Regions from separate parts of the Homo sapiens genome. Here region 1 is linked to region 2. The links are chromatin loops, found by intact Hi-C in ENCODE. Cell type or tissue: heart right ventricle. All regions are shown on one strand. Links, peaks and the distances in the headings refer to the core of each region. The heading gives the core; the rest is flanking DNA. Region 1 overlaps LOC105376205 (a long non-coding RNA gene). Region 2 overlaps LOC105376208 (a long non-coding RNA gene).

What was found. Hi-C counts contacts between places; a loop is a spot of excess contacts. Peaks named below come from ENCODE experiments on the same cell type or tissue, not always from the same donor. Only the 100,000 strongest peaks of a DNase experiment are listed, where the experiment ranks them.
Region 1: it touches region 2 in a loop (3-fold over the local background); 2 of 110 quality-filtered maps call a loop at or near these places.

Annotation. Positions count from the first base shown.
Region 1 is chr9:107,660,692-107,675,821 of GRCh38, reverse strand. LOC105376205 (a long non-coding RNA gene) reads right to left here. Exons shown (of 9, transcript XR_930217.2): 9 at 10,495-10,645. It also overlaps the pseudogene RNU6-996P. Among named protein-coding and RNA genes, the nearest start is that of KLF4, 180 kb to the right of the region's middle. In heart right ventricle, for the core only: no CTCF peak of the experiment used is centred there; DNase peaks (open chromatin) are centred at 7,831 and 8,215; H3K4me3 peaks cover 960 bases; H3K27ac peaks cover 1,737 bases.
Region 2 is chr9:107,760,987-107,776,116 of GRCh38, reverse strand. All of the region lies in intron 2 of LOC105376208 (a long non-coding RNA gene), which reads right to left. LOC105376209 (a long non-coding RNA gene) reads left to right here. Exons shown (of 3, transcript XR_930230.3): 3 at 14,828-15,130. Among named protein-coding and RNA genes, the nearest start is that of KLF4, 280 kb to the right of the region's middle. In heart right ventricle, for the core only: no CTCF peak of the experiment used is centred there; a DNase peak (open chromatin) is centred at 7,636; H3K27ac peaks cover 3,252 bases.

The DNA.
Region 1 (15,130 bases), core at 4,543-12,542, 100 kb after region 2:
AAAACCAAGATGGCCATGAAAGTGACCTCTGCTCATCCTCACGGCTCATTATATGCTAATTATAATACATTAGCATGCTGAAAGACACTCCCACCAGCACCATGACAGTTTATAAATGCCAAGGCAACATCAGGAAGTTACACTCTGTGGTCTAAAAAGGGGAGGAACCCTCAGTTCCGGGAATTGCCCACCCCTTTCCAAGAAAACTCATGAATAATCCACCTTTTGTTTAGCATAGAATCAAGAAATGACCATAAGTATACTCAGTCAAACAGCCCACACCGCTGCCCTGCCTATAGAATAACTATTCTTTTATTCCTTTACTTTCCTGATAAACTTGCTTTCACTTTATGGACTTGCCCCAAATTCTCTCTTGCACAAGGTCCAAGAACCCTCTCTTGGGGTCTGGATTGGGACCCCTTTCTGGTAACATCCTAGAACAGTGCCTGACAATGTGTCTGCATCCTAGAAGGGTTTGCTGCTATTATGACCAGGCCCTACAATAAACCTTACCTACTTAATTCCCACCATGAGATAAGTCATATTCTTGTCTCCATTTACCAGTGAGAAAGCAGAAGCTTGGCAAGAAGATCAGATAGAGCTGGAACTGAAACCCAGTTCTCTCTGACCTTCTAGCAGGGGCTCCCTCCATCACCCCCATCCAGCAGATCCTTCACAGAGGCACAGTAGAACCACTTCTCTTCACCGGGTTGGGGTAGGTTGGGGGAAGTCTATTTTCATCACTGCAGCTCAGCCTTGAGCAAGAAAAAGGATCGTGTCCCCTGCTGGTGGCAAGACCAGAGGGAGCTGGTGAGAAGCATACATTGTGCAACAAGACCAGCTGCATGGCAGATGTGTCCACAGCTAAACATGACAGGAGTTTCATTTCCAGAGTCAAGAAAGAAGACCTATCCTGAAACATCCTCAGTGACCCTACCTGAGCAGATGGGGCGGGAGCAGCAGGGAGGCCCTGGCATTCCTATGCACTTTGATTTCCTCTCTGTTTCTTTGCTGCAGTAACTGCTGAAATGCAAAGGCTGCCGATCCCCACACACCGTTGGCTCTGATCACAAGTGTCCCTGATCCTCCTGGGCTTACTGAACATCTGACCATTGCCCTCAGAACAACTACCTATGCATGAAAGAGAAAATGGTAAGAGAAAGGGAGGGCCAGTGACTGTGAAAGTCAAGGCCACGAAGGGACACCCATCTGAAGTTGCTGAGTAGTTGGACAGGCCTGGATTTCAACTGTTGGTCACAGCCCTATGAGTTTGGGCAAGCCATTCAAACTCTCTGACTTCACTTTTCTCTTTTTCAAAATAAAAAAACTATTCCTGCCTAGCAGGCTCATTGTAAGGAAAGGCAAATGTATGTAAAATACTGGAACCATTATGATGGAAATTGCAAGAACCACCATTAGCCTAGGACAAGCAAAGACTAGGATGGGTGGAAATACTTTTTAAGAGACCAAGAAAGCAGAACACTTAAGTTTTTCTACATGCAAATAAACTGCAAAGGGAAAAGAAAAAAGGAACAAATATTCTTTAGTACCTATCATAGGCCAGAGATCCAATTATGCTCTTTCCCTAGATTGAATCTCACTATATCCCATGTGGTGGGTTTTATTACCCTCATTTTACAAATAATGAAAGTGATCATAGGGGAGGTTTTCCAAGACCACACAGCTAGACTGGCGTGGGGAGGCCAAGAACCAAGGGCTCTTTCTGATACATCATTCACTTTTGCCCCTGAAAGTGAAAATGCTGGGAACTCCAGGGAGAGCAATGTGTGACATTTATAGAGTGGCCCGAAGCAGCACTTCTCCATGCATCTTTGGGGAGGGTAAGTTTTGTTTTGTTTTGCTTTAATTAACTAATCTAGCACAGATTAGTTTGTAAACATTATTTGTAAAACATAATGAATTACTAGAAATGTAAAAATTTAAAGGACATACAAAATACACACAGACTCAGCCTTTTTATATTAGATTGAACACACATAACATGACTGTCAAATAGTTACAAAATTTCCCATGCACTCATTTGCTCTCAGTGTTTGTGCTCATCTCATTGTGGAATACACTTTGAGAACCACTGCCTTGGTGTTAAAGCCATCTGCAGATCCTGGAGAAAAACCTCAAAAAGTTGTCTGGGTTTGCATCCTTTCTCCAGGCAAAAATTGTGTAAAATCCCAAGGCTGCTGGGCTATTTTTTTCTTCAGAGCATCTCTCCCGAGTCTCACACCAGCTGTGTGGTCACAGATCATAGCCATCTCCCAGTAGTCTCTATCCAGCCTGGAACAGAACCTTGAATCTCAAGGTTTGTTTGAAGGATTCAAGCTCAGACTTCGTCCTCCCTTTTCCCTTCATCCCTGATTTCCTGCCGTTGCCTCCTCTCTAAACACCAGGCCATTGGCAAAATCTGCATGAACCAAGGAGAGGCTTTTTGGAAGGTACAGCTTTTTGTTTTTTGTTTGTTTGTTTGTTTGTTTGTTTTTTGAGAGAATTTCGCTCTTTTTGCCCAGGCTGGAGTGCAATGGCATGATCTCAGCTCACCGCAACCTCCGCCTCCTGGGTTCAAGTGATTCTCCTGCCTCAGCCTCCCAAGTAGCTGGGATTACAGGCATGCATCACCACGCCCGGCTAATTTTGTATTTTTTAGTAGAGACAGGGTTTCTCCATGTTGGCAGGCTGGTCTTGAACTCCTGACCTCAGGTGATCTGCCCGCCTCAGCCTCCCAAAGTGCTGGGATTATAGGCATAAGCCACCATGCCCGGCAGGTACAGCTTCTTTGAGCAGGTGGGAAAAGTAGGACAAGTAGATAAGAAAACCTGCAGTCACCACCTATTGTATGTTTTCAGGTTAGCCCTGAGCTGGTGTCAGCTTCACATACATTAGCTCACATTATCTTCATAGCCTCCCTATGAGGCTGGTTTTTTTTTTTTTTTTTTTTTTTTTTGAGATGGTGTCTGGCTCTGTCGTCCAGGCTGGAGTGCAGTAGCGCCATCTCAGCTCACTGCAACCTCCGCCTCCCAGGTTCAAGCAATTCTCCTGCCTCAGCCTCCCACGTATCTGGGATTACAGGCATGCGCCACCACACCCAGCTAATTTTTTGTATCTTTAGTAGAGATGGGGTTTCACCATGTTGGTCAGGCTGGTCTTGAACTCCTGACCTCAGGTGATCCACCCACCTCCACTTTCCGAAGTGCTGGGATTACAAGTGTGAGCCACCACAACAAGCCGAGGAAGTATTATTGTCTCAATTTTATATATAAGGAGATTGAATATCAGAGAAATGACAGAGCAGGGACTGGATCTTAGATCTGTCTGAGACTTTCCAACCTAAGCCCTTAACTCCTATCTAATGCTTAGCTGGAGGAAGCTGAAAGGCCTAGAGTCACCTCCACAGTCAACCTGGAGCACCATAACCTTAAGCAAACCCAGCCGGCAAGGTCCACAGTTCCTATTCCCACTTCAGTGCCCGGATGCCAACAAATTTGTCAATAGCACTTCTCCACTGCAGTCTCTACCATTTGTCCTTCCCCAGACTCCTGGCTCCATATTGGATAACGAAAGCAGAGGCCCAGGGCAATGGATTATGGATTCCAAAGCAGGTGTTTGCAAGTCTCCCCACTTTGTCTGTTCAGCCCAACTGTGTCCCTTCAGGGCTAACCCTGGGTTCTGAGTCCCACACAGACACTGTCTCTGACCACTTTCCCTCAAGTGGGACAGGACACCCTCCACTGCAGCAGTGACAGCTACCATTTGCTGGCCACACTCTGTATCTTTTCTCACTTCATTTTTACCATTGTCCTTTAAGGAGAGTACCATTACCCATATTCTCCACAGGAGGTAGCTGAGACCCAGAGAAGTTCAGTAACTTAGTCAAAGAGCTAGTAAAGAACAGTGATGGAATTTGAATGGAAGCCTCTCCATCACCAGGCACTGCCTCCCATCAAGTCATTGGATTTGCAAAGCATTCAGCACATGGAAAGGACTCAATAAATAAATGCTTGAGACTAACCAAAATCGGTAGTCAGCAAAATTGGAAGTGGGTTTAAAATGTTATGATACATCCATGTAACAGAATACTACTCAACCATGCAAAATGATGTTGTGGAAGAAGGTACTGATGCAGAAAGGTGTTCTTGATGTTGACTGAGTGAGGCAGCATACAAAAGGGTATGTATATTATAATCCTATTTGAGTACAGTCAGCCCTCTGTATCTGGGGGTTCTGCTCTGCATCCATGGATTCAACCAATCCCAGATCAAAAATATTTTAGAATCGGCTGGGCGTGGTGGCTCATTCCTTAATCCCAGCACTTTGGAAGGCCGAGGCAGGCAGATCACTTGAGTCCAGGAGTTCGAGACCAGCCTGGCCAACATGGAGAAACCCCGCCTCTACTAAAAATACAAAAATTAGGGGGGCTGCCAGGCACAATGGCTCATGCCTATAATCCTAGCATTTTGGGAGGCCGAGGCGGGTGGATCACCTGAGGTCAGGAGTTCGAGACCAGCCTGGCCAACATGGCAAAAGCCCATCTTTACTAAAAATAAAAAAATTAGCCGGGTGTGGTGGCGGACACCTGTAATCCCAGCTACTTGGGAGGCTGAGGAAGGAGAATCACTTGAACCCAGGAGGTGGAGATTGCAGTGAGCCGAGATCGCACCACTGCACTCCAGCCTGCGTGATGGGACCGAGACTCCATAAAAAAAAAAAAAAAAAATTAGCTGGGCATGGTGGCAGGCACCTGTAATCTCAGCTACTCGGGAGGCTGAGGCAGGGAGAATTCCGTGAACCTGGAAAGCGGAGGTGACAGTGAGCCAAGATCATGCCACTGCACTCAAGCCTGGGCAACAGAAAGAGACTCCATCTCAAAAAACAAAAAACAAAAAACAGGCCGGGCGCGGTGGCTCACGCCTGTAATCCCAGCACTTTGGGAGGCCGAGGCGGGTGGATCATGAGGTCAGGAGATCGAGACCATCCTGGCTAACAAGGTGAAACCCCGTCTCTACTAAAAATACAAAAAATTAGCCGGGCGCGGTGGCGGGCGCCTGTAGTCCCAGCTACTCGGGAGGCTGAGGCAGGAGAATGGCGTGAACCCGGGAAGCGGAGCTTGCAGTGAGCCGAGATTGCGCCACTGCACTCCAGCCTGGGCGACAGAGCGAGACTCCGTCTCAAAAAAAAAAAAAAAAAAAAAAAAAAAAAAAAAAAACAAAATTAAAATAAATAAATAAAAGGATGGCCTTGTTTGTATTAAACACATACAGAGTTTTTTGTCATTATTCCCTAAACAATATGGTATAACAACTATTTACATAGCATTTACATTGTATTAGGTATTAAAAGTAATCTAAAGATAATTTAAAGTATATGGGAGGATGCGCATGGGATATATGCAAATACTACACCATTTTATCTAGATAAGGAACTTGAATGTCTGTGGATTTTGGTCCTAGAACCAGTGCCTCATGGATTCGAAGGCATAATGGTGTATCTATTGTCTGGCCCTATGGATAGATGTGTACACACACACACACACACACACACACACACACACACTACAGAAAAATACACCAAAATGTCAACAACAGATTTATCTTTGTGATGAGATTGAGGGTGGTTTTTGTATTTTTCTTTTTGGATATCATAATTTCAAAAGTTTCAATAGTAACTCTGGCACATCTCATCTTGGATGATCACACCTAAACACCACTGGGAGACTGCACAGAAAGAGGGTGTGTGACAAGGATAACAGATTGTTTTATTTTGCCTTTTTAAAAAAATGTCTCATGAGTGATTTCAGTGTATCTCAGTCTTTTGTGCCACCAATCTAGAACACTATTAATTCCAAGAGTCCAGTGATTGAAATGTGGAAGGAATTAGGGCTTCCCAAAACCAGGATTTTTGAAGATACTAACTAGATTTGCTCAATGTCACTCATTGTTTGTTTCTGTTGGATGCTTGGGAGCCTGTTTATTTACGGTGAATCCATTTTCCTGGGCAGCTGACAATGTGGGGGAAAAACAGAGAAACAGGCCACGAGAGCTCTGTGCGCTTCATTATCCTTGATGTCACTACTGTGAAAGGCTTAGGGGTCCAGAAGTACGCAGTTGTCTCAGACCCCAAGCTGAAGTAAAAGAGGCATATTCATTGAGTGTAAGGGATACCCCTGTGGCTGCACAGCGGAACTCATCACTTTTTCAACCTCCCCGGCCTTCCAGCCAGGCTCTCAGTTACCAGCAGATGCAGACATGCGGAAGGTCTGTCTCTCGCTGAGCTTCCTGAGCATTTTTTTTTAACTTTTTTTTTTTTTTTTTTTTCGAGATGGTGTCTCACTCTGTCACCCAGGCTGGAGTGCAATGGCACAATCTCAGCTCACTGCAACCTCCACCTCCCAGATTCAAGCGATTCTCCTGCCTCAGCCTCCTGAGTAGCTGGGATCACAGGCATGCCCCACCACGCCTGGCTAATTTTTGTATTTTTAGTAGAGACGGGGTTTCACCATGTTGGCCGGGCTGGTCTCAAACTCCTGACCTCATGATCCACCCCCCTTAGCCTCCCAAAGTGCTGGGATTACAGGCGTGAGCCACCGTGCCTGGCTGCTTCTTGAGCATTTTGCAAGGTAATTTTGTTTTTGGAATCCTAGGTTGGCCATCAGGAAAACAGAACACTAGGAAGAGCACAGCTACTGTCATCAGAAACACCTGGATTGACATTTCCACTCTCACGGACTAGCTGTATGACCGTGGACCAGCTTCTTATCCTCTTCTGAATTTCATGTCCTCCCTGTAATGTGGGGATAACAATGTGTTGTTGCAACTCCTAAGTGAGATAATCTGCGTAAGATGCTTTAGCTTCCCTCTGCTGCAGCCTGATATCAGTAGGTTTTCAATATGTGGCCGTTACTGTCCCATGAGCTGGTTTTCAGCCTGACTGCCTAAGGTAGGAAATGCCGTTGGAATTCTTATTAACTGGGTTCTTGACAAGCAGGAGGTTGTAGTCATAGGTGGAGATGCTGTGGCTTAGCCCAGAGTTAAGAGACAGCTCAGGTCGGGCGCGGTGGCTCACGCCTGTAATCCCAGCACTTTGGGAGGCTGAGGTGGGCGGATCATGAGGTCAGGAGTTCGAGACCAGCCTGGTCAACACGGTGAAACCCCATCTCTACAAAAAATACAAAAATTAGCCAGATGTGGTGGCGCGTGCCTGTAATCCCAGCTACTTGGGCAGTTGAGGCATGATAATTGCTTGAACCCAGGAGGAGGAGCTTGCCGTGAGCCGAGATCGTGCCACTGCACTCCAGCCTGGATGACAAAGTCCGACTCCATCTCCAAAAACAAAACAAAAGAGACAACTCAAACTAAAGCCACTTTTGAGGAATACCTCCTTGTTAACCAAGTACAACATAGTTACCATAAAAACTATCTGGCTAGATAATAGAGATACTCAACTTTTGTATCCTACCTTTCTCAGTCAACATCAAGAACATCTTCATGTTGGGACCCACTCTTCTACATTATTTTGCATGGTTGAGACACCACACAGTCGCAGGACATGAAGAAAAACAAAGGCAAAATAAAACACCATGTCATACTTGTTGTCACATCCTCTCTCCACGCAGCCCTTCTGATCATGCCCTGGTATGTGCTTCTGAGACTAGATAGGCCAGCGGTGGCTCAAACACCCTGAGACAGTCCGAACTCAGCTGTGCGCCCACCCCTCTGCCTCAGCCCTTATTCTGCCAACTCAGGAATAGCACAGACTGCTTTGACCAGACTTAACGCAGTCACCTTGGAACACAGTGTGAGGCGGAGGCCGCGGGACAGAGTGAAACCATGTTCTAAAATACAGCAGATTTTTAAAGAACAGCCAGGCAGGGTCGAAGGCAGGGAGAGGGGCTGGTCAGGAAATGCCAGTTTAAAGTTAGCTCTGACCTATTAATCAGCAGTGGGACAATGATGCAGTGGGGGGCGGGAAAGCTGGACATGTGCTCGCGCCAGATTTATGGGCCCAGAACAAAGGATGGCCTGCTCATTCAGAGAGTCTCTTTCCCTTTTCCTCTGGCAAAATGAGGACATTGTTTGATAAGCCAAAAAGAACAAATATTCCAAAGACTGAGGTCATTTCCAGAGATGCAACCAGTCCTGATGGGGATCCATACACCCTGGGGCGAAGACGAATCCTGCAGGGGGTTCTCGGACCAGCGCAGTGGGTGCATGTCATGAAAGAGAAACCACAGGCCCCTCTCCTGCGCTCTCGAAGAAGCTGGGGCCACCTGCCTGAGGCCACTCTGAAGGTCTCTGAACTGCTCAGCCGAGCCCCTTGGGATAAGTCCAGAAGCTTTTCCATGCAGACTGAACACATAATCCCTGCCTCCACCTAGGCTCTGCAGGCTTTTCTGGGAAGGTCTTCCTAAGCATGGACTGCCTAGGATACTGTTGATTTCAGCTTCCTCTCCATCCAGAAGAGAGTCTTGTTTCAACAGCTGGTCTCATGTCATCAGATTAGGAGAGAAGGGGAAAGTGATTAGGAAGGAAAGAAAAGAGAAAGTGCTCAGCCAGGCAGCTGGATTACAAAAGAAGCCAACCTCGTGGAGAGGAGATATTGACTCTGCTTCTCAGAATCTTTCAGAGTTTGGGAACTATCTGTGACTTCCCAGCCCCTCCTTTCTTGGGGTTGCCACATTTCACCAGGCGCTGGTTGCCTTGTACCTGGCTGGACCTTCCAGAGGAGTCACCTTGACTCCTGTTTTGCTTTCCTCCAACCCAATATCCACACAGCCCACAGCCAATTGGGATGAACTTTCTCTTTTTTTTTTTTTTTTTTGAGACGGAGTCTCGCACTGGAGTGCAGTGGCGCAATCTTGGCTCAGTGCAGCCTCCGCCTCCCAGGTTCAGGTGATTCTCCTGCCTCAGCCTCCCAAATAGCTGGGATTACAGGCACCTGCCACCACTCCTGGCTAATTTTTTGTATTTTTAGTAGAGACGGGATTTCACTATGTTGGCCAGGCTGGTCTTGAACTCCTGACCATGTGGTCCGCCCGCCTCTGCCTCCCAAATTGCTGGGATTACAGGCGTGAACCACCACACCCAGCCCTTGGGATGAACTTTCTAATCTAGATATCTAACCATCTCCCTCCTGGCTAAAAAACATTTAATTGCTCTCTAATGTCTTCAGAAAAGATGTGCAGAAACCTCAGCCTGACAACAGGTCCTTCATGTTGTGGCCACATCTGTCTTTCCAGCTCGTGTGCCATCTCTTCCCAGCCCTCTCTGCAGCCTTTAGACCCATAGAATTATTTTCTCCTCCGTAAACATGACGTGTCCCTCCTGGAAAAATTCTGGCCGTTCTTTAAGACCTAAGTTCCAATGTTATGTCCTCTGTGGGAATGACCTACTGTACGTTGCTAACCAACTCACACACTGGGTGTGTTCTCCACTTCTTTGCCTGGGGTCCGATGCATGTGTTCACTCTGCTAATAATAATAATAATAATAGCATAGCACTTATCATAGGGCCTACACTAGTTAATTGAGGGGTCAGTTGAAGGCATGAATTCATTGAATGACTGCCTGAATGAATGAATGATGATCTATTAGACATGGTTAGCCCTAAGGCATGTGAAGGCCTATGCAAATGTTTTCTGTGGGGTCCCTGTATATATAAATAATTTGAGTTACCTAAAATCAATCTTTAAGCAGCATTCTGATCACCCAACTTCATGTGATACTGCAAAAGAAATACTCTCTGGCTGGAAGTAAAGATCCTTTCTCCCAGTAGCCCTTTTGGAATTGGGCCTGGTCAGGGGTCCCTGAGACAATCTCATAGGTGTAAACCTTAGAGGTCTCCTAGGGCATCTGGTCGACCCCCTGTACTAAGAAGCGAATTGAAGAGCATTCCAAAGGAGAGAAAACAGGGACAGGGGCTGACATGGTGGAGGTTGGGCCTAGAGCACCCTGTCTGGTTGGCACTGCTGGCCTTGGCCAGTCTTGGTCACTGGAAGGGCTTAGAAGATGTTAAGGACAGCATTCTACAGTACAAGACCCCTTCAAGACCAGCCTGGTCAACATGATGAAACCCTGTATCTACCAAAATTACAAAAACTAGCCAGGTATGGTGGCACACGCCTGTAATCCCAGCTACATGGGAGGCTGAGGCACAAGAGTCACTCAAACCTAGGAGGCAGAAGTTGCAGTGAGCCGAGATCGTGCCACTGCACTCCAGCCTGGGTGACAAAGCAAGACTCTGTCTCAAGAAAAAAAATTAAATAAATAAATAAAGTGCAAGACACCTGAGGCCCAGGACCTAAGGCAGGTGCTCCGCTTGCCTGGGTGGTACTGCTCCCAGATAACCATGTGATTATATACTTCATCATTCAACAAACATTTACTGAGCTCCTACTATGGACTAGGTACTGTATTAGAAGCTGAAGTCACATATTCATAGTTATTTATTACTATGAGTTAACATGTTATCTCTGCCAAGCAGTGAACTTAATAATAACACAATGAGACCTGCACAGTACAGGAGCGTAGTTATCATCTGGCCCATTAGGAAACTGAGCCAGAGAGGGGCTGTCATACATTCCATGAGCATCTACCACATGCCTACTCCTGGGTGTGGTTAGAAACGCAGCAAAGAGGTTTCTGAAAGAAAGCAAAAGACAATCCATTGATTTCACTTCCAAAAATAAACCAAATCGTGAGGAGAGAAAGAATAATGACTTAAAGCCTATTCCGAGGTTCAACAGATGATGGAAATAATGACTAAAATCATCCAAATGACTTTATACTGGGCTTTCAGTGATGGCAGCAGCAAAGCCGGCTGCTCAAGCCTGTCAGAGTAGAGCTGTGGAGACATGCAGCCACACAAGGGCCAGAAAGGACAATGGCTTCAACTTCTCTCCCTGAGCCTCTATTTCCCCATCTGTAGACCAGCCCTTCGCATGTTGATCAGGACACCCATGTGTTGTTGTGAGATTACAATGATACTAAAGATCATGAACAACCTGTATGCACTTAAAGCGCCTGCCCTGGGTTGCTCAGTAATAACGAAGAGGATGAAGGGTTAGTGTGTGGCTTTCTCTCCTAACCAAAAAAAAAAAAAAAAAAAGGGATGGGTTTCCGCCATGTGGTTTTTTATGAAAGGAGAGGAAAGCAAGAGAAGAAATACATCTCTCCTCAGACTAACTCTGAAGCTTTCTAGGGTTAACACCCCACCAGCCTTCTCGATTTTACCCTGTGCTCACTGTGCACTTGTATAGACATATGCACACACACAAACACAAATCCCCCCACAGCCTGACCCCTGATCATCCCAACCTCTAAGTCATGATTCTCAACCCAGTGCAATTTTGTCCCCCACAAAACATTTGGCAGCGTCTGGAGACATTTTAGGTTGTCACACCTAAGGGGCAGAGAGGGCGGCTTGTTACTGGCATTAGTAGGTAGAGGCCAGGGATACCACTAAACATCCTATAATGTCCAGGACAGTCCTTACAACAATGAATTATTCAGCCAAAACACTCAATAGTGCCGAGGTTGGAAAACTCCACTGTAAGCCTTTGTTTATGCTGTTCCTTCTATGAAAAGTGTTCTCTTCATTGCTCTTCTTATTTAAATCCGGCCGGGTGCGATGGCTCATACCTGTAATCCTAGCACTTTGGGAGGCTGAGGTGGGTGGATCACCTCAGGTCAGGAGTTCGAGACCAGCATGACCAACATGGTGAAACCCCGTCTCTACTAAAAATACAAAAAAAAATTAGCCAGGTGTGGTGGCGGGCACCTGCAGTCCCAGCTACTCAGGAGACTGAGGCAGGAGACTTGCTTGAACCCAGGAGGCGGAGGTTGCAGTGAGAGTGAGCTGAGATCATGCCACTATACTCCAGCCTAGGCAGCAAGAGCAAAACTCCATCTCAAAAAAAAAAAAAAAAAAAAAAAAGAAAAAAAATTCTACCCCTCCAGAGAAAGGAAATACACCCTCACATGCTGCTGGAGTATATATAAGCCAATATAACCTTTTTGATAATTTGGCCAGAGTTAACAGAATTATAAACATCCATACCCTTGGAACAAGTCATTTCATTGCTCACACAAAGTCCTATGCACAAGGATGTTTATTGCAGCACTGTTTGTCATAAGAAAAGACTAAACACAACCTAACTCATCCCTTTAGGAGGGGTCAGTAGCTTTAAATTATAAAGCTTGTATACAAAACAATTATCTGCAAGCCTTTAAAAGGAGTGAGGTCATTTCAAAGGGGTCAATAGGGAAAAATCGCTGAGATACACTGTTGAACAAAAATAGCAAGGTACAGGACAGCCTTATTAATATGTACCATTTGGTGAATGAGTAAAAGGAATATTCATACATATATTTTTATAAATATATATCTAGAAAATATCTATAAGCCTGTATAAAAAAAGTGTTAATAGTGGTTGCCTTTGGGGAGAACTTGGTCATGACAATTAGAAGATTTAGTTGTAATTTTATTATCCTTCAGACTCTTTGAATTTTTTAAACCATATTCATGCATTTCTTTTTGATTGAGGAAAAAAGATTTCATTAAAAAACGTTTGTGCTTGCTCCAGCAGCACATTTATTAAAATGAGAACAATACAGAGAAGATTAGCATGGCCCCTTTGTAAGGATGACATGCAAATTTGTGAAGCGTCCCATATTTTGGGGGCTTAATTCCTGGGTGATGAAGTAATCTGTAAGACAAACCCCCATGACATGAGTTTACCTACATTAACTAACTTTCAAATGTACCCCCAAACCTAAAATAAAACTAAAACAAAAATAGGAATATATCTTTATCATCTTGGATTAGGTAAGGATTTCTTTAATAGTACACAAAAAGAACTAACCCTTAAAAAATCGACATACTGGTTTTTGTTAAAATTGAGAACTTCTTCCATAGAAAGAGACCATGAACAGTAAATGGTTGACCCACATACTCGGAGAAGAGATTCACAGTCCATAAATCCAACAAAGGTCTTGCATTCATAATATATAAAAATAGTCAATATAATTTTTGAAAGTGAGCAAAAGACTTGAACAGACACTTTACAAAAAGGATATTCAAATGGCTAACAATCATATGGAATGATGCTCAAAATCATTAGTCACCAAGAAAATGCAAAATAAAACCATGATAGAATATCTCTCCTCTCCTGCCAGAATAGCTAAAATTAAAAAGGCTAAAAGTACCCTCTATATTCATTTCTCATACATTGCTGGTAGAAAAATAAAAAGGTACAACTACTTTGAAAGTTCTTTGACAGCATCTACAAAAGCTGAACCTTCCAACCTTACCTCTATAAACCTTCCCTGATTTACACAGGTTTTCCTTCTGATAACCCCTCTAATCTATGTATGTGTTTGCTACCGTTTAAAATCTGCTGTAAATTCCCAAACTTTCATTGTTCTATTTAACTGGGATTTGCTGAGCACTTACTCTAAATCAGACACTTGGGAATCTTACTGGGATTAAAGAGAGGACCTATTTTATAGATCCTTTCCTGCGGAAGCTCGTAGACCAGATGGAGTTGAAGATATACATACAAAATAAGAGATAGGCTGGGCACGGTGGCTCACGCCTGTAATCCCAACACTTCGGGAGACCGAGGCATGTGGATCACCTGAGGTCAGGAGTTCAAGACCAGACTGGCCAACATGGTGAAACCCTGTCTCTACTAAGAACACAGAAATTATCTGGGTTTGGTGGCGGGTGCCTGTAATCCCAGCTACTCAGGAGGCTGAGGCAGGAGAATCACTTGAACCTGGGAGCGAGGGGTTTCAGTGAGCCAAGATCGCACCACTGCACTCCAGCCTGGGCGACAGAGCAACACTCCGTCTCAAAAAAATCAAAAAAAAAAACAACAAAACACTAAGAGACAAACACCTCTTTAAACTAACCTTCTCTTCCAAACTAACTTCTACTTTTCGATCCCTGTGGCACACTTCTTTCATATTCTCACAGTGCCTGAATCTACAATGACCCAAAGTAGAAACTGAGTAAAACTCTGTTGAACCAATCCAGTTGATGTATATTCACAGATAGCAAGAAAGATTTGGGCTAGGTGAAAAGAATAGATTTTGGTCACTGACAGCTTCAGTAAGGCTTATTTAAAACCTAGCCCCACACTGACCAAAATTTTGTATCTATTAGCTAATTCCATTCTCACAGCAACCTGTGGAGCAGGTGCTATTATCGCCATTTGGCAGATGAGAAGCTTGAGGTCAAGACAGATTATGTTATTTGAAGACAGATTATGTTATTTGCCAAGGTCATATGCTCAGGAACTAGCAAGGCTGGGAACCAAACTCCAGCCAAACTCTCATTTTAAATTTTGGTTCTTGCTACTACATCACATGCATCAGAAACAGCCTAATACCACTCCAGAGAGGCGTGAATCTAAATTTCTCTCTGGCTTTGGATTTTTACAGGTGTTTTTATTCCCCTGAAATACTTGTGCAGCCCCATATTTTATTCTCTTCTCCTGTCCTCCCTTCTCATGGGCAGCACCTCTTCCTCCTTCTTTAAATCTCTGCTTTAATTTTAGTCTTTCCAGAAGGCCTTTTCTGATATCCTGGACAGGTTTCAGTGCCATGGCTGTGAACGACCCGAGCACCTTGTATCTTTCACAACCTATGATGTCATTAATTGTTTAAAGGTGGCTTCCCCTCTAGGCTGTGAACTGCTATCTTTCCTGTTCATTGCTGAATTCCCAATGCTTTGCACATCATAGTGTTTCATTATACATTATTGAATGAATGTAATAATTCATTCAATTATGTAATTATTCATTCAATTACTTTATATTCATAGAAAGTAAAAGCATTCTTGCAGGTCTAAGTTTGACCCTATTTTCTCCAATTCTGCCTATCAAGCAGTAGTAACGCAAGGTCAAAAAGGGAATAACTATATAGTGAGATGGATTAAGACTCATAGGGCCTTATCCTATTCTGAGACTTATTTAGTGAGAACTTTCCTCTCCTTTATGTAATTCAGCTCTACCAATTTTACAATAGCAGTATTATACTAGATTGCTTCGATACTCATGCCTGGCACCACCTTGCTCTGTTACTCTCAAAAGACTTGGCCATGCCCACAATTGACTTATGCTA
Region 2 (15,130 bases), core at 3,053-11,052:
GGCAGAGGGTCTCCTCACTTCTCAGACGGGGCGGCCGGGCAGAGACGCTCCTCACCTCCCAGACGGGGTCTCGGCCGGGCAGAGGCGCTCCTCACATCCCAGATGGGGCGGTGGGGCAGAGGCGCTCCCCACATCTCAGACGATGGGCGGCCGGGCAGAGACGCTCCTCACTTCCTAGATGTGATGGCGGCTGGGAAGAGGCGCTCCTCACTTCCTAGATGGGATGGCGGCCGGGCGGAGACGCTCCTCACTTCCCAGACTGGGCGGCCGGGCAGAGGGGCTCCTCACATCCCAGACGATGGGCGGCCAGGCAGAGACACTCCTCACTTCCCAGACGGGGTGGCGGCTGGGCAGAGGCTGCAATCTCGGCACTTTGGGAGGCCAAGGCAGGCGGCTGGGAGGTGGAGGTTGTAGTGAGCCGAGATCACGCCACTGCACTCCAGCCTGGGCACCATTGAGCACTGAGTGAACGAGACTCCGTCTGCAATCCCGGCACCTCGGGAGGCCGAGGTTGGCGGATCACTCGCGGTTAGGGGCTGGAGACCGGCCCGGCCAACACAGCGAAACCCCGTCTCCACCAAAACCAGTCAGGCGTGGCGGCGCGTGCCTGCAATCGCAGGCACTCGGCAGGCTGAGGCAGGAGAATCAGGCAGGGAGGTTGCAGTGAGCCGAGATGGCAGCAGTACAGTCCAGCTTCGGCTCCGCATGAGAGGGAGACCGTGGGGAGAGGGAGACGGAGACGGAGACGGAGACGGAGGGGGAGGGGGAGGGGGAGGGGGAGAGGGAGAGGGAGAGGGAGAGGGAGAGGGAGAGGGAGAGGGAGAGCCGCCTCTTTCTTTTCAATTACTGTGTCTCTTGTCTCTACAAAATATTTTTAAAAATTAGCTGGGTGTGGTGGTTTGCACCTGTAGTCCCAGCTACTTGGGAGGCTGAGGTGGGAGAATCACCTGAGCCCAGGAGGCTGAGACTGCAGTGAGCCATGATTGTACTACTGCACTCCAACCTGAGCAATGGAGTGAGACCATGTCTCAAAAAACTAATAATAATTAAATGCTAAAAACTATATTTCAAAATTATCTTTTAATCTAGAGCTCATTTTCTAGAACTTCCAACGATTTTGTACACATCATTTTCCTTACATTAAATTGTTTTTCTGCCTAAACTAGCTAGGATACTTTCCATTGCCTGTCCAATACACTTCTTCTCCAATAACATACTTTAACATAAATTTTATTTTTATAAAATACACTTCTTCTCCAATAACATACTTTAACATACATTTTACTTTTATAAAATACTGTCTTAGAATTATTCTCTTTTCTTTCATGGAAGCCTCATAAGACCCCAAGAAAAGATATGCATGTCACTAGGCCCATTTTTTCATAAGATTAAGCTTAGGTTCTAGGTAGTAAGCACCTTATGGCTAGAAGGCAATAGGACAATGCAAACCATTTCAAATCCTAAGCTCTTTCCTCCATATCACATAATCTTAAAGCCCAGGCTTTTCAGACAGGGCATCTGGGTAAAGGTTCTACTTCAGGTGGAATTATAGACTCAGTGAAAACATAATAGAGCTAGTTGATTAGCCTTGCTGGCACAGGGACTGGATCCTGATATGGTTTGGCTCTGTGTCCTGGCTCAAATCTCATGTTGAATTGTAATCCCCAGTGTTGGGGGAGGGACCTGGTGGGAGGTGATTGGATCATGGGGGTGAATTTCCCCCTTGCTGTTCTCATGATAGTGCATGAGTTTTCATGAGAGCTGGTTATTTAAAAGTGTGTAGCACTTCCCCCTTCGCCCACTCTCTCCTGTTGCCATGTGAAGGCATGCTTACTTCCCCTTCCCTCCTGCCATGATCATAAGTTGCCTGAGGCCTCCCTAGCCGTGCCTCCTGTACAGCTTGTGGAAATGTGAGTCAATTTAACCTCTTTCCTTTATAAGTTACCTGGTCTCAGGTAGTTCTTTATAGCAGTGTGAGAAGGGACTAATACAGAAAATTGGTACCAGGAGCAGGCTATTGCTCTAAACATACCTGAAAATGTGGAAATGACCTCGGAACTGGGTAATGGGCAGAGTTTGGAACTGTTTGGAAGGCTCAGAAGAAGATAAGGTGATGAGGGAAAGTTTAGAACTTCCTAGAGACTTGTTAAATGGTTGGGATCAAAATGCTGACAGTTATATGGGCAATGAAGTCCAGGCTGAGGTGGTCTCAAATGGAGATGAGGAATTTACTGGGAACTGGAGTGAAGGTCACTCTTGCTATGCTTTAGCAAAGAGACTGGAGGCATTGTGCCCCTGCTCTAGGGATCTGTGGAACTTTGAACTTGAGAGAGATGATTTAAGATATCTGTCAGAAGAAATTTCTAATCAGCAAAGCATACAAGATGTGGCCTGGGTGCTTCTAAAAGCCTACGCTCACTTCCACAAGTAAAGAGATCTTATATTTAAAAGCGAAGCAGAACATAACAGTTTGGAAAGTTTGCAGCCTGATTTTGTGGTAGGAAAGAAAAAACCATTTTCCGGGGAGAAATTCAAGATGGCTGCAGAAATTTGCATAAGATGAGCCAAATGTTAATAGCCAAAACAGTGGGGAAAATGCCTCCAAGGCATTTCAGAGACCTTCATAGCAGCCCCTGCCATCACAGGCCCAGAGGTCTAGGAGGGAAAAAATGGTTTCATGGACCAGGTCCAGGGCCCTGCTGCTCCGTACAGCCTCAGAACATAGTGCCCTGTATCCCAGCCACTCCAGTTGCTGCTATGGCTAAAAGGGGCCAATATACAGGTCAGGCCATTGCTTTAGAGGGTGCAAGCCCCAAGCCTTTGTGGCTTCCACTTGGTGTTGAGCCTGCAGGTGTGCAGACTGCAAGAGTTGAGGTTTGGGATCCTCTGCCTAGATTTCACAGGATGTATGGAAATGCCTGGATATCCAGGCAGAAGTCTGCAGCAGAGGTAGAGCCCTTATGGAGAACCTCTACTAGGACAGTGTGAAGGGGAAATGTGGGGTTGGAGCCCCCACACAGAGTCTCCACGGGGCCACTATCTAGTGGAGCTGTGAGAAGAGGTCCACAATCCTCCAGACCGCGGAATGGTAGATCCACCAACAGCTTGCACCATGTGCCTGGAAAAGCTTTAGGCACTCAATGCCAGCCCATGAAAGGAGCTGAGGGGGCTGTACCCTGCTGAACCACAGATGTGAAGCTTCCCAAGGCCATGGGACCCTGCTGCTTGCATCAGCATGCCCTAGATGTGAGACATGAGTCAAAGGAGATTATTTCAGAGCTTTAAGATTTAATGACTGCCCTGCTGGGTTTCAGGCTTGCATGCAGCCTGTGGTCCCTTTGTTTTGGTCGATTTCTCTAGAAATGTCTTCTGCCAAACACACTAAAAACCCTGATTTCTCTCTGTTCCAGGTTTACCTAATGCCTGTACCCCCATTGTATCTTGAAAGTAACTAATTTGTTTTTTATTTTATAGGCTCAGAGGTGGAAGGAACTTGCCTTGTCTCAGATGACACTTTGGACTTGGATTTTTGAGTTAATGCTGGAATGAGTTAAGACTTTGGGGGACTGTTGGGAAGGCATGACTGGTTTTGAAATGTGAGAAGGACGTGAGATTTGGGAGGGGCCAGGGGCAGAATGATATAGTTCAGTTCTGTGTCCCACCCAAATCTCACGTTGAATTGTAATCCCAGTGTTGGGGGAGGGACCTGGTGGAAGGTAATGGGATCATGGGGGAAGATTTCCCACTTGCTGTTCTTGTGATAGAGAGTGAGTTCTCATGAGTTCTAGTTGTTTAAAAGTATGTAGCCCTTCCCCCTTTGCTCTCTCTCTCTCTCCTGCCACCATGTGAATACGTACTTGCTTCCCCTTTGCCCTTCTGCCATGATTGTAAGTTTCCTGAGCTCTCCCCAGCCATGCCCCCTGTACTGCCTGTGGAACTGGGGCAATTAAACCTCTTTTCTTTATAAATTACCCAATCTCAGGTAGTTCTTTATAGCTGTGAGAAAAGACTCATACAGACCCTGAGAGACCTGCATTTAAGCCACAGCTCAGCCATTACTCTGCACCAGCTGCGTGATTTTACTACATTTATTTAACCTTTTTTGAGTCTAATTTTTCCCATCTATAAATTGGAGATAATAGCACTTCCCTTGTAAGGCCAATGCAATAACTAAATAAGATAATTTATGTGAAGTGCCTAGCACAGTGCCTGACTCCTAATAAACATTCAATAATTCAGTTAGCTCTCAGGTTATGGGACCTTTCACTGAGGTATGCTTGGTAGGAAAGCCAGCATGAGGCAGTGAGAGAACACTGGGTGAGGATAACTGTCTATCACTGCCATGAATGCACTGCATGACCTTCACTACCCTGTGAAGCCTCCCCTGATGGACTTGGGACTCCATTACTTGCACCTTCACGGTATCTCATTTGTGTCTCCATTAAGGTATTGATCACAATGCAGTCATGGTCCATTTGCACTTCTATCTCCCCAGCAGACTTCAAGCATTGTGGGATCAGGGACTGGCCTTCTTTTCTCTCTATTTGTAGGCCTGCTACAGTGCCTAATGCAAGTGCCTGTTTATGAAATGTGGTTGAGTTAATAAATTAATGAATGAAGGTTATATAATTGTGAAACTTCAAGTCAACATCACTCTGCAGAAGCAAGTTGTCCATGGCCTTACTGGTAGCAATCCTCTCAATCTCCTATATTCAAAGTCTCTTCCAGTTCTTAACAGTTTTATAAAACTACTGGTTAAAGGGGGCAATTTTTCATCCTAATAAATGCAAAACCTTAATACTCATACTCCTGGCACAATTTATAAAGAATCATTGACACTGATTAATAGTTCTAATCAAGATTACAGAAGTTTTTAATTAAGCAGCTGCCAAACAAAACAACATAGAATACTAATTAATGAAGTAGAATCTTCTCTCCCTTTTTTCCTGAGGCATCTATCTAGTCTTTTTTTGACTCAGTCTCTACCTCAGTAAAATAAAATACATAAACAAATATTATTTATTGAGCACTTTCTATGTGTTATTCAGTACTCCAAGCATTTTACATATAATAATTTCTTAAGTCTTTATAACAACTTTATGAGGTAGATTTCATTCTTACTATCAACACATCAGGAAATTGATGCACAAAGAGATTAAATATCTTGCCTGAGGTCACTCAGCTAATAAGAGGGCCAGCAGGAATTTGAATGTATAGACATATGGCCTCCAGGGCCTCTGGTCTTAATCCCTACTCAAGATAACATATTATTTTACTCAACATTTAATAATAGCATGCATAAAATGTAAACCATGTCCAAAATTCTTTATTGTGTTCATTCTCACTGACTTCAGCTTCTAAAGGATTTCCCTTAGTATCTCTAGTGAGAGGTTTTATTTTAATTCAGGAAGGCAAAAGGTGGGCTAAGCTCATCTATGCCTCTGATCAGTTGAAGACTCTTCAGCTTTGGACTGATTGTCATTCTGGCCAGGAGCCTTTGGGCAGGGAATTAGTTCTGTCCTAAGGTGGCTGATGAAAAGTGGATTTGGACACCTTCTTTTAGCTCTTCTCACCCTAATCCTGCTCTGAAGAGGAAGAGAAGGAGGGAGAATGACATCTATTGAGCACCTGGTTTATTACCAAAATACATACTTTTGCTAAATTCCTGGCCTTATAACGTTTGCATTATTTTCTCCATTTTATAGGTGAGGGAACTGGAGTTCAGAGAGGTAGAGTGACTTACCCAAGGTCACTCAGATAAACTGTGGCACTGACCACACAACCCTGGTCTTTCTGGCTCCAAAGCCCAAGACTACCTTTCCCAGTGCCAAACGAGGCTTTCCACAGCCTCTTGTTCCAGCAGTGTCCTGAGGGAGGGAGAGATTTGGCCTGCTCATGAGGCTCCAGTCTATGTTTCCATGACAAGGCCATGTGGTCAGCACAATGCAAGTGGGAGGAAGCCTGCATCAGCCAGGGCGTGAATGAGGGCTGCAAGTCAGGAGCTCAGCACCTCCCATCCATCTGCCTTACCTCCCACAATTTAACTATTACCCTCACCGCCCACCCCCAAGATCAGGACAGGAGAGAAGATGCTGGGATTGTATGCGTGCTTCTGTGTTGGCCTTGCAGTGAGAGATGATCAAGAAATACTTAGAAACTCTATGTGCATGCAATTTGGGTACCTCCTGAGTGTGAAGAGCTCATTGATCCCATTGCAAGTATTGGTGGGCCATCAGATGAAAGCTCCAAATTCATAGTCCCCCTAAGAAAACCACCCCATTAAAACACTAATGAACACACTAGCAGGAAGGGAATGGAGGAGAGAAAAGGAAGCAGATGATATTCTTTCAAAACCAAGGATTCCTCAGTAATTCTTTTCCAGGTTTCCAATTCTAGCTCTATGAGAATCATCCACTGTTATCTTGGGGAAGTGACTTGATCTTTCTCAAGTGACTTCGTCTGTAAAAGGGTGGTAGTAATACTCATCACTGGGCATGGTGGCTTAACACAGTGCCCAGCATCCAGTAGGACTTCAATAAATGGTAGGTCCTTTCATTGTCCTTCTCTGTGGAAACAAAGGCTAACAGAACAGAAGTCCTGGAGCTTACAAGAAACTCTAAAAATGAACAAGTTGGAGCCAAAAGGAGGCTGGGAGAGTAGGAATCTTTTGAGCCCTGTAGCATGATGGGGATGAAACTGGTGGGGATGAGGAAGAGAATGAGGCTAATGAGCAGGAAGGGATGGGAATAACCAGGCAGCAGCAGCAGCAAGCACAGTACCTCTGGTTTAGAAGGCTCTGGCCTCTTCCTGCAGACGAAGGGACTGGGGCTCCTGGCAACCTTTGCTGCCTGTCGCACTGTGAGATGAAAGAGACACCGAGGGTATGGGAGGGGGATTGAGAATGAGAAAGGGGCCCCACTTTGGCCCCAGCCTCTAGCGTGACAAGTAAGAGGAGAGGCTCTGGATTCTAGTCCCCCGCTCCCCTGTTTTCTAAGTTATGACCTCCGTAACCCCAGGCAAGTCAGCTTACATCTCTGAGCCTCAGATACCTCATTTGTAAAATGGGCATAATGATAATTCATAACTCAGAATGTCGCAGAAATGGTTAATTGAGGGAAAGTTATGTAAAGCACTTAGTATAGTTTATTCATTTAGAAAACACTCAGAAGTTGTCGTTATTGCTCTTATTATTATTATTATATTTTATCTTAATGATTGTTACAGGGCCCCTGTGAAGTCGCTTTTATGCAACTCTTTTATGCTCTTTGAAAAGTCTCTGTAACAGAATCCCGCATTGTGGCTCAAAATGAGTTAATGCTGCCAAACGTCAAATGGGGTTGCATTCATTGCTATTCACTGGGCCACTCTGAACCTCAGTTTCCTCATCTGAAACCCAGGATGGTCTGGACACTGCAGGGTTATTGGGAGGACTCCACGAGGCAGGAAATGGAAAGTGGCAAGCACCAGGCTTGGCACAGAGAAAGGCTTGAGAAATGGGAGTTCCCTTTCTTTTCCTGCTGGCTTCCTGGGAAAGTGCACAAATCCAGGTTAAGGACCCCCTGGGGCTTCTCTGGTCACCTGACCGGAGAGTTAGGGTGGAGAGCAGGAAGGGGGTGGTGTGATGTGGAACAGGTCAATTTCTTTTTCCCTGTGACCCTGCAGTTTGGAAACACACTCCCTATCTGTAGTGCTATTCTCCTGCCGGTCGGTCCCACCGTGGTCATTCCCAGAACAATGGCAGGATACAGGCCTGTGCTTACGAGCAATGGCATGCAGCCGTTTGAGCCAGGTTGAGTTGGACCAGGCCAAACGGGGCTTATCCTAGGCATAGAGAGGGCCAACAGCCTCGACATCAAATGCAGCAGCCTCCTGCTGCGGCCCTGGAGTTTTCACCTACTGCAATTGTCAGGGAGATCCAAGAGTTAAGTCCAAGGAGTTAGGGAGTTCTTGGAGACCTGGCCGAGAGGTGACAGAGGGACTCAAGGCTCCCTGGAGCATTGATTTGAGGGGCTCCACACTTGCAGATTTCCCTCCCACTCCTATGGGCACCAGTTGGAGTTTGGATTCCTAGTGTACCCTAACAGATCTTTACCAGACCCTATGCTTTCCCTGATGATAATATAATAAGCTGCCAGTTTTTTACTGGCCAATTACTAAGCACAGTCAAATCATTATTTGCAGATTCCATATTTGCAAATTTGCTTACTCGCTAAATTTACTTATAACCCCAATATTAACATGTGCAGTGTTTCGGCATTTTCATGGCTGTTCACAGACAAGCACAGAACAGCAAAAAAAAATAGTTGCTTGATGCACACACACATTCCCAGCTGAGCGAGGCCATGCTGTACCTTCTTTATTTTCTTTTATTTTTTTTTTCCAAGATGGAGTCTCACTCCGTCACCCAGGCTAGAGTGTAGTGGCGTGATCTCAGCTCACTGCAACCTCCTCCTCACGGGTTCAAGAGATTCTCCTGCCTCAGCCTCCTGAGTAGCTGGGATTACAGGTGCATGCCACCATGCCCAGCTAATTGTTGTATTTTTAGTAGAGATGAGGTTTCACCATGTTGGCCAGGCTGGTCTCACACTCCTGACCTCAGGTGATCCACCCTCCTTGGCCTCCCAAATGCTGGGATTATAGGTGTGAGCCATCACTTGCGGCCCTCTACCTTTTTTTTCAGCTCTCATCCTATCAACAGGTGTCCTTTCTGCAGTCTATTTAGTGCCATAAATTTCACTTTTTTTTTTTTTTTGCTTTTATTGGAGATTTTACTGTTTGAAATGGTCTCCAGATATAGTGCTGAAGTGCTGTCTGGTGTGTTTAAGTGCAAGAGAGCAGTGATGTACCTTCAGAGAGAATATACATATTAGATACGCTTCATTCAGATATGACTTAAAGTATTCTTAGGCATGAGTTTAATATTAATGAATCAACAATGATATTAAATAAGGTACCTTTAAAAAGAAACACACATACATCATGGTTATGTATTGATCAGTTGACAAAGATGTTGTGACCAGAGATTTTTCAGGAACCTAATCCTGTATTTCCAGTAAGAGCAATGGCTCACTATTCCAGTAATTCAGTGTTTGCAGTGACTTTATAGAACATAATTGCCTCAGAAAAATGGAATGCCACTGTATTTGTTATTTTATGTAATCCTCCAAACAGCCACGGAAATAAATATTATTGTTTCCATTTTACAGAGGTGACAATTGAGGCAGAAGGAAATGGGCTTTCCTAAGGTCACCCTGCCCAAAAGTGGATTAAACTGATCTGCCTGTAGTGTTTGCATCCTTCCCCCTGCACTGGGCTGCTGTTTGAGGGACTACTTCCCAGAGGGCTGGTGTGGCTCTCACATTCATATGAGCAGGATGTGTGAGCAGGCCCAGAGCACTGAGATACAGCCTTGTTCTCACCTTATGAGGAAACTGAAGTCTGAAGAGAGCAAGTGTTAGATCCAAGAGACTCATGGCGGCTGACCAGAGACCCACTGCAACATTTGCATCCTCTGCCTTTACTAGAGAGTACTACATGAAGTAATTTTGGTTCCTAAAACCTCATTTTGTAAGATTCCCATGAGCCTTTCTTTGGGGGGAAAATACTGACTTGTTTTCTTTTTTCTTTTTTTTTTCTTTCTGAGACAGGGACTTGCTCTGAAACCCAGGCTGGAGTGCAGTAGTTTCATCACTGCTCACTGCAGTCTTGATCTCCCAGGCTGAAGTGACTCTCCCACCTCAGCTTTCCGAGTAGCTCGGACTACAGGAGCATGCCACCAAGCCTGGCTGATTTTTCTGTATTTTTTGTAGAAATAGGGTCTCACTATTCTGCCCAGGCTGGTCTCAAACTCCTAGGCTCAAGCCATCCATCTGCCTTGGCCTCCTATAGTGCTGGGATTACAGTTGTGAGCCACCATGCCTGGCCTGATTTTCTGAAAAAAAAAAAAAAAAAAAAACAAATTTATATATATCAAGCACCAGGCACTTACATCATTTATTCTCACAACAACTCTGAGAGGTACAGGGTATTACCCCTATAATTGTCCTTATAGAAGCTCTGCCCACATGCCTTCATTATTAACCTCTGCACACCAAAGGCTGCTTAACACAAAGTGAGCACATGTAATTTTCTTTTTTTCTGGTCATAAGAGTCTATTTGGCCCAAGCACAGGGCAAGGCAGAGGGCATAGAATCAATGCCCCTGTGAACAGCCCTCTGACATAGTACAGCTTCCTTGCTTCTCTGTTGGTTCAGCCTTTAGTCATGATCCATACCATCACCCAGGGCTCTCCATGGGACTGAGCTCCAGTAGCTTATAATAGCAACTGGCTTGATGATATTTCCCTCCCCTCTGTGTCTCAGATCTAGCAAAATTTGTTGGGGCCTCCTTCCAAATAAACTACCCGCACTCAGATAACAGCTTTCCATCAAAAGGACAATGTTCTGGGAACATGGACGGGAAGTGGTAGTGGTGGAAGCTCTGTTTTTTTTTTCCCATTTATCCTTCATTTCTCCATTATTTATCCTTTATTTCCATTATTTTTTTCATTTATCCTTTTATTTCTCTCAATTTTCATTTTATATATTTTAAAGATTGATATGAGTGAATACAAATTTGTAAATGTTATGTCTTACAACTGAATTGATCTCTTTATCATTAAAAAAATTCTTCTTTATTTTTGGTAATATTTTTGGTAACATTCCCTCTGAGAACTAAACAAGACAAGAATGCCCACTCTCACCACTCCTCTTCAACATAGTACTGGAAGTCCTAGCCAGAGCAATCAGACAAAAGAAAGAGATAAAGGGCATCCAAATCGATAAAGGGGAAGTCAAATTGTCACTGTTTACTGACAATATGATCGTTTACCTTGAAAACCTTAAGGACTCCTCCAGAAAGCTCCTAGAACTGATAAAAAAAAAATTCAGCAAAGTTTCCAGATACAAGATTAATATACACACATCAGTAGCTCTTCTACACACCAACAGGGACCAAGCAGAAAATCAAATCAAGAACTCAATCTCTTTTACAATAGCTGCAAAAAATAATAAAATAAAATACTTAGGAATATATCTAACCAAGGAGTTGAAAGACCTCTACAAGGAAAACTACAAAACACTGCTGAAAGAAATCATAGATGACACGACCAAATGGAAACACATCCCATGCTCATGGATGGGCATAATCGATATTGTGAAAATGACCATACTGCCAAAAGCAATCAACAAATTCAATACAATTCCCATCAAAATACCACCATTATCTTCATAAAATTAGAAAAAAAAATTCTAAATTTCATATGGAAGCAAAAAAGAGCCTGCATAGCCAAAGCAAGACTAAGCAAAAAGAACAAATCTGGAGGCATCACACTATCTGATTTCAAACTATACTATGAGACCATAGTCACCAAAATGGTGTGGTACTGGTGTAAAAATAGACACATTGGCCAATGGAAAAGAATAGAGAACCCAGAAATAATCCCAAATGCTTACAGCTAACTGATCTTTGACAAAGCAAACAAAAACATGAATTGGGGAAAGCACACCCTTTTCAACAAATGGTGCTGGGATAACTGGCTAGCCACATGTGGGAGAATAAAACTGGATCCTTATGTCTCACCTTATACAAAAATAAATTCAAGAAGGAATAAGGACTTAAACCTAAGAGCTGAAATTGTAAAAATTCTAGAAGATAACATTGGAAAAACCCTTCTAGACATTAGCTTAGGCAAGGATTTCATAACTAAGAACCCAAAAGCAAAAGCAACAAAAACAAAGATAAATAGCTGGTACCTAATTAAACTAAAGAGCTTTTGCACAGCAAAAGGAACAGTCAGCAGAGTAAACAGATAACCCACAGAGTGGGAGAAAATCTTCACAATCTATACGTCTGACAAAGGACTAATATCCAGAATCTACAAAGAACCCAAACAAATCAGTAAGAAAAAAACAAAAAATCCCATCAAAAAGTGGACTAAGGACATGAATAGACAATTATCAAAAGAAGATACACAAATGGCCAACAAATATATGAAAAAAATGCTCAACATCACTAATGATCAGGGAAATGCAAATGAAAACCACAATGTGATACCACCTTACTCCTGCAAGAATGGCCAAACAAAAAAATCAGAAAACAATAGATGTTGGCATGGATGTGGTGAACAGGGAACACTTCTACACTGCTAGTGGAAATGCAAACTAGTATAGCCACTATGGAAAACAGTGTGGAGATTCCTTAAAGAACTAAAAGTAGAACTACCATTTGATCCAGCAATCCCACTATTGGATATCTATGCAAAGGAAAAGAAGTCATTATTCGAAAAAGATACTTGCACAAGCATGTTTATAGCAGCACAATTCACAATTGCAAAATCATGGAACCAACCCAAATGCCCATCAATCAACGAGTGGATAAAGAAACTCTGATAATGTTAATTCATTCCTTTTTATGGCTGTATACTATTCCATCATATATATATATATATGGCTGTATAGTATTCCATCATATATATATGGAAAAAGGAATGAATTAACAGCATTTGCAGTGACCTGGATGAGATTGAAGACTATTATTCTAAATCAGCAACTCAGGAATGGAAAACTAAACATTGTATGTTCTCACTGATATGTGGGATCTAAGCTATGAGAACCCAAAGGCATAAGAATGATACAATGAACTTTGAGGACTTGGGAGCAGGAGTTGGAGGGAGGTGAGGGATAAAAGGCTGCAAATATGGTTCAGTGTATACTGCTCACATTATGGGTGCACCAAAATCTCACAAATCACCACTAAAGAACTTACTCATGTACCCCAATACCACCTGTACCCCAATAACTTATGGAAAAAATAAACGATAATAAATTAAACTAAATTAATAAGAATAAATAAATAAAACTTTTAGGTTCGGAGTACATGTGCAGATTTGTTTTATAGGTAAACTATATCATGTTTAGCCTACAGATTATTTCACCACCCAGGTGATAAGCATAGTACCTCATAGGTAGTTTTTGATTTTTTTAAACCCTCTTGATATATCTAAGTAGATTACACCAACACTACAGATGAAAAAACTGAGTCACACAAAGATAAATATAGGCAAAAGTTGCATGGTAGTATCTGGCCTATCTGACTACTAAGCTTTTGCTCTTCTCCTTAACTGCCTTGCCTCTAAGACTCTAAGAAGTTTACTCAGGCCAGGTGCAGTGGCTCAGGCCTGTAATCCCAGCATTTTGGGAGGCTGAGGCGGGCAGATCACTTGAGGTTGGGGGTTTAAGACCAGCCTGGCCAAAATGATGAAACCTCATCTCTACTAAAAATACAAAAATTAGCTGGGTGTGGTGGTGCACACCTGTAGTCCCAGCTATTCAGGAGACTGAGGCACAAGAATCACTTGAACCTGGGAGTTGGAGGTTGCAATGAGCTGAGGTCACACCACTGCACTCCAGTCTGGACAACAGAGTGAGACTGTCTCAAAAAAAAAAAGAAAAAAAAGAAGAAGTTTACTCTCCAATTGCCAACATGCAATGGAGGGCTGTTAGGGGCTGGAACACCTGGTGGGATAGCACTTGCTCTCAAATTCCACTTTGTGGGTAGCTGCAGATGATACCAGCTTGTAAAGCAGGCATATCTGCAGTTTTGTAATCCTTAACGTTAACTATAATAGTCTCCCAGAAGCAGATTCCTGCACTGCTCATTTAGGAGAATCTGTATTAGTTATCTATTGCTGTATAACAAATTATCATAAAACTGGCAGGTTAAAACAATACACATTTATTTTATAGTTTCCATGGGTTAGGAGTCTGGGCATAACTTAGCTCTGCTCAGGGTCTATTATTCTAAATGAAGTAACTCAGGAATGGAAAACCAAACATTGTATGTTCAGGGTCTCACAAGTTGTCAGGCAGGCTGTGTTCTCATCTGGAGGCTCAATTGGATAAGAGTTTGTTTCCAAGATCATTTGAGTTGTTGGGAGAATGCATTTCTTTGCAGATACATGACAGAAGATGCTGTTTTTATTGGCTGTTTTCTGGAGGCCAACCACAGGTCCTAGAGACGACCCGCAGTTCCCTGCCACATGGACCTCTCCATAAGCAGGTCACCACATGGCAATTTGTTTCTTCAAAGCCAGCAGGAGAATCTCCTGCTTCAGTCCACTAAGATGGAGTCATATATAGTGCAATATGATCATGAGAGTAATAGCCCATCATTTTTGACCTACGATGGATGGATTTATTTGTATTTTTATCACCACTATCATTTACAATAATTAATATTATCATTCATCATAATCATGCTAAATTTGGTATCCTGAAATATAGTATTAAGATTCCATTTACCTTTTACATAAAAACCTTCCTTAGTTCTCAGTGCCTATGGAATAAAATCCAAGTTCTATAGCCTGCAATTCATGCCCCCCATCCCTGTTATATTCCTGGCCTCATCTTTGCCCAATCCTGGCTCTTTCCCAATGATGCCAAACACTTTCGTCTCCTTTCCTCCTTTCAGCACAGGTAGCCTCTCTGCCTGGCCTGAACTTTGCTTTCCTCTTGGTCAAGTTGGTGTACATATCTTTGCAAACTTATTGGGAAAATGACCTTTACTCTCCCGGAGCCTGCTCAGCCTCTCCCCTCTCTGGGCTCCATAGCTCTGGGAATGTGCATCTTTATACTGCCAGTCACACCATATTATATAATTGCATCAAGCAGTGAGTTTCAGTTCATCTCTAAATTCCAAGACTTGGTACAGATTAGGTCTCAACAAATCATGCTGAATAAATACACAATTAATTTAATTAACAGCAACTTTTCTTTTATGTCCTCTTCAGGTTTGCAAAGTATATTAAGCTGATGTGGGCAAGTTTGGAGTGAGGACGTTCAGCAAAAGACAGAGGGAACCAGCTGGATGACCCTAGCAGGCCTGGAACAGTTTGGAACCGGACGTCCTCTTCTTGTAGACTGACAGGCTCCGGAAAGAAGCCACAGCTTCTCCGTGGAGCCCTGGGCTCAGCACTTCCCGTATTCACTACTGCTATTCTCAGTAGTCCTCTTCCCCAAAGTCTGCTTCCATATTTTCAGGTCTTTGAATGTTGCAGCCAAACCACTGCTCTAGTTCTGAAAGCAGAACCAAA